2 separate regions of the Homo sapiens genome follow, and region 2 is linked to region 1. Evidence: read pairs that join two places in POLR2A ChIA-PET (ENCODE). Cell type or tissue: Caco-2. All regions are shown on one strand.

Region 1 (2,500 bases):
CCAGGGATGCCAAAATATTGGACACCACTGCTCTAGTGGAAAAAGCTCAGAACTGGTGACAGGTTCTAGTCTGTCACCAATTATCATGTGGCCTTCTGTCTGACCATTATTTCATCTATATGATGAAGAAACTGAAATAGTTGATTAGCTCTCAATCTGGCACCTTGAAACCTTCCAGAGTCCTCAAAGTTGGTAAGAGTGGGGATGAGCTACTTTTAACATACCAGAAAACTTACTGTAAATAATCTATTCACCTGGGCTAGGTACAAGCCAACAAAAATGCCAAGCCACGGTAATGTTCACTATCTCACATAGATGGCCTTTTTTTTTTTTTTTTGAGATGGAGCCTTGCTCTGTCGCCCAGGCTGGAGTGCAGTGGCGCGACCTCGGCTCACTGCTGCAAGCTCCACCTCCCGGGTTCACGCCATTTTCCTGCCTCAACCTCCCAAGTAGCTGGGACTACAGGTGCCCGCCACCACGCCCAGCTATTTTTTTGTATTTTTAGTAGAGATGGGGTTTCACCATGTTGGTCAGGATGGTCTTGATCTCTTGACCTCGTGATCCACCCACCTCGGTCTCCCAAAGTGCTGGGATTACAGGCGTGAGCCACTGCACCTGGCTAAGATTGCCTTTTTTTTTTTTAAACTTGGGAAACAAACTTATCTTCATAAACGTAGATTTCTTTTTTGAAACAGGGTCTTGCTTTGTTGCCCAGGCTGGAGTGCAGTGGCATGATCCTAGCTCAACGCAGCCTCAATCTCCCAGGCCAAGCAATCCCCCCGCCTCAGCCTCCAGAGTAACTGGGACCACAGGTGCATGCCACCAAACCTGGCTAATTTTTCAGTTTTTTGTAAAGACAGGGTCTCACTATGGTGTCCAGGCTGTTTTCGAACTCCTAGGCTCAAATGATCCTCCCACCTTGGTCTCCCAAAGTGCTGGGATTACAGGTGTGAGCCACCACTCCTGGTCTAGATTTCCTGATTAGTCAAAAATCTTATAAATTTTGGAGTCTCTGGAGAGACTGGTAAAAAACCAGGCCACTGTCCAATTTCCTACATCTATTTCCAAAGCTGCCTCCGCTGTTTAGGCTTTGAAACAAAATAGGAGATTGGTGCCCAATGGCCACCAGGGGGCGACTGGAGCCCTTATGTGATAGACAACCTCGCCCACCAGGCTGGGTTTCCGCACACTCTTTAAAGCCAGGGCGGAAACAAGCTCACCAGAGGCTAGCCCCAGCCTTCACAAGCTGGCATGTGGCGGGCAGGCAGCAGACAGTCGGGGCACAGGAAGGGGAGGAGAGCCCAACAAGGAGTTCAGATTTCTAGCTAAACAAGAGAAGGATTCAGGAACTGCCAAAAACTTAAACAGAAACTTTTCCTTTGGGATCCTTCGTTCTTAGAAGTTGGGGGGAAAAGACCCTGCCAACCTCTTCCAAATGGAAATTTTTCTTTTAATTCCCTCTCCATCCCCATGAAGGCCTCCTTGTCCCTGGCAAAAGCAAACAGAAGGTCACATGCTTCACAAAGTCATCATCATAACTGGAATCAGAGAAGGGATGATTTGTTTTAGCTTTAAGTTGTTGATTCATGCACGTTCCTGAAGTTTTTTTAAATAACATCTTCCAACTAAAAGGAGCCTAAAATAAACACTGCCTTTGTGTAGCTGACCTGCTAGCAGCTTTAAAGCCAAACCTGAAGTCTACTGACCAAAGAAGAAAGAGGAAAGGAAAAGGAGCACCCAAGGAGAAGAGAGGGCAGGGGCAGGGAGCCAGATGTGGGGCGCCTCACCCAGAGCACCAGGGTATTCATTAGGCGATCGATACTCGTTCTTTTGAACTTTGTTCTGCCGCTGTTTTGCATCAGCTTAGTGTCGGGACCTGGAAAAGAATGGGAAGGGCTGGGAAAGCCAAATAACACATCTGCCTCTGGGCTTCTGCCCTGATCCCCAGACTGCAGGACACCAGGGTGGAATAGAGATACTGGCTAGATAAGAAGCCTGTATACACAGCTGGAGGTTTTTTACCTTAGGTATTCTCCCACCTCATCCCATACTCCTGAGTGAGGGCTGGCTGAGTCACTCTTACCCTTCTTTCTTTGGATGCTAGGAGGCTCACCTGCAAAGATGACCAGCCCGAAGCACCACTCGGTGTTTCGCAGCACACAGCCCCGCAGCAGCATGTTCTGGTTGCTCAGAGGGAACTTATTTTCCTTCCAGTAGAGGGTTCCGCTGAATTTGTCCAGTTTGTTGTTGGGAGGTTCACAGATCACTTCACCTGAACAGGAGACAAGAATTCCACTGCTTAAGGTCCAGTCTACAGCCTAACCACAAGACAATAAAACAAAGAGAAAATGAGCTGAGCGAAGAGGATGCAAGGGCAAGGGCCCATCCATATGCTGCTGGGAGGAGTGTGAGCTGATGCAACTCTTCAGGAAAATAATGAAGCAGGCCGGGCGCGGCAGCTCATGCCTGTAATCCCAGCACTTTGGGAGGCTAAGGCGGG
Region 2 (2,500 bases), 530 kb after region 1:
GGAGGCAAATGATGAGGGCAGCCAGGCCCACGTGGATGCCCACCACAACCCCAGGCAGTGGGCTGCTCTCACCCTGGCTGCAAGAGCACCCAGTCTTGGACTCTGTGGACACTGTGCCATCTGTCAGAGAGAGGACCAGGGTTGGAGGTGAAGCCCAGCCCTCTTCCTGAAGACTGGCAGCCATGGGTCCTATCAGAGGGGCCTGCTCTGACCCCAGCCCTACTACCCTCCTACCAGACCCCACTTACCAGGAGTGGCCAGGGGCACATCACACAATGAGACACAGCGGGCACTGCTATTTCCATCCCCATTGCCATTGAACGCCTGCAGCTTGATGTCATAGAGAGCAGCCGGTTCTGCCGGGAGCAGGGGAATGTGAAGGGGACGGGCATTTCTGGGCCAGGAAGCTCAGTACCTGGGGCAAGATCACACTGAGAAAGGCAGGCCTTGAGTGGCACAGGAAGGTTCAGAGCCTCACCCAGGTCTGTGTAGAGGAAGGAGCTGACACTGCTGGCCAGGAGCAGAGGCCCCTGAAAATGGGCAGCAGGCAGCTTGCGGTGAAAGTTTGAAGCCTTGGATGGGCCCCAGCTGGGGTGGCAGCTCCCAGGAGGCCTGCACAGAGGTGGCATTCAGCACTTTGGTGGAGAAGCCCAGGGCAGCAGGGGCTGCAGAGGAAAACAAGCAAACTAGTTGGCAGTCCCTGCCCACCTGAGGCCAGGGACTTCCCAGGGCTGGAGAGGCTGTCACTCACTGCTGCCCATGGTGGAGGCAAAGATGGGAGCAGAGTCCTGACTGGCACCCTCTGCTGAGTAGGCCCGCAAATGGATGGTGTAGGCTGTGGCAGGCTCCAGGTTGGAGAAGACGTGCTCAGAAGTGCCTTTGCTTATGGCCTCTTGGAGCTCCGGGCCAGATGGCTCTGAGGAGCAAAGCAGCATCTTCTCACTAGCCACGTCCCCACACCTTCACAAACTGGGGACGAAGCCCCTCTTGGTGCCTGGCTGGGCCAGCCAAGCCTCCAAGGAGAGCAGGGAAGGGAGCTACAGAAGTTGGAGCTAAGCTGAGAAAGGATGAGGATGAGGATGAGGAAAGGGCCTAGAGTCAAGCTGAAAAGCAGTAAGGAAGCACCAAAAGACCATGTACAGAGGCAGCCAGCCCAGAGAACCACAGGCCCAGAGGCCTGGGAAGAATCCAGAAGGGTCTGGGGTCATGGAGGAGACTGGGGCTCAGAGAGTGAGAGGGACTCACCCAGGACATCAGCAGTCAGGAGCAGAGATGGGCTGGTGCCAGGGACTCCTGGCCCCTGGCCCTGCTCTGAGGTCAAAGCCCTCTCCACCCACCCACACCCACCTCCCACAGGCCGGAGGTGCAGCACGTAGCCAATGATGTCCCTGCTGGAGGGGGGGGTGGCTCCCAGGACACTCGAATGGCAGAAGTAGAGAGAGCCATGGCATGCAGGCCCCTGGGGACGGGGTGGCTCTGGGCCCCCTGTCACAACCAGGCGGGCACTGGCCTGGTTGGAGCCCGTGCTGTTCTCTGCCACGCATTGATAGATGGCCTCATCCTCAACTGAAACCCCTGCCAGCATCAGCGTACTAGAGAAAGACAAACTCAGCTACTGGGAGCCCTTTCCCACCAAGACTTAGTGGAGTGGCCCTAGAGGAGGAGGCTGTGTGGGGACATTACCTGTAATGGAGCAGTCAGGGCAGAGCCTCCTGGGGGAGGGGGGAATTGCTGGAAGTAGAAGGTAACTTGCTGGGGGTTTGTGGATGGGTGTGGATTTTTGAGATTTAGGTAGTGAGTGTTGCATGTAGGTGGGGGTGGACGCCCAGGGTGGGTAGGGGGACCTACCATTGCCAGTGGGCAGTGGGGAGTGGTGAGACACGAGTACCTATTGTTGTGAGTCAGCCTGATGTTATTCCCAGGACTCAACACCTTCCCATTCTTCAGCCAGACCAGACGGGACTCAGGGACGCCCTGGGCCACGCAGGTGAAGATGGCACTGCTGCCCGGAGGCTTGGACAAGGACTGTGGCCACTGGACAAACTCGGGGAGCTGGGCAGGCAATAGCATGGAGGAAGGTGCCGTGAGACCCAGCCTCTTGCCTCCTGCCCTGGACCCTCTCCAGATCCAGGCTCCTGTCAGGGAGCTGGGGTGCTCCAGCACTCTCCCCACCCAGTTGGGCCCTTGGGGCTCACCCTGCACGAGCAGGACGCCCTGCGCTGTGCGCCGGACATGGGTGCCTGGCCGATTGGCGGCGCAGACATAGACACCTGAGTGCTGGACTGAGACGTCGGAGATCATGAGATTCCCTGTGTCCAGAATGTCCAGAACTTGGATGCCCTCTACGCCGATGGAGCGGCCATCTGCAAGAAGGCGTTGGGGGGTCAGGCTGGGATAGGACGAGGGAACAGGGCTCTGAGAGACAGCAAGGGGGTGGGGGGCGGCTGCGCACCCAGGCGGCTCCAGGAGACAAGCGGCCAAGGGTGACTGGTGGCAATGC

Evidence for each region. ChIA-PET counts read pairs that join two places held together with the same protein. Peaks named below come from ENCODE experiments on the same cell type or tissue, not always from the same donor. Only the 100,000 strongest peaks of a DNase experiment are listed, where the experiment ranks them.
Region 2: POLR2A ChIA-PET joins it to region 1 with 10 read pairs; 2 of 35 experiments call an interaction of 5 or more read pairs at or near these places.

The regions. Positions count from the first base shown.
Region 1 is chr1:154,333,879-154,336,378 of GRCh38, reverse strand. ATP8B2 (ATPase phospholipid transporting 8B2) reads right to left here. Exons shown (of 28, transcript NM_001370597.1): 10 at 2,114-2,272; 11 at 1,788-1,876. Among named protein-coding and RNA genes, the nearest start is that of ATP8B2, 9.6 kb to the right of the region's middle. In Caco-2, a CTCF peak has its summit at 1,143 (motif pointing right); DNase peaks (open chromatin) are centred at 1,158 and 1,920.
Region 2 is chr1:153,799,573-153,802,072 of GRCh38, reverse strand. It overlaps LOC124904425 (a long non-coding RNA gene), which reads right to left and starts at 552. Exons shown (of 4, transcript XR_007066633.1): 1 at 479-552; 2 at 249-356; 3 at 1-120. In Caco-2, no CTCF peak of the experiment used is centred here; no DNase peak of the experiment used is centred here.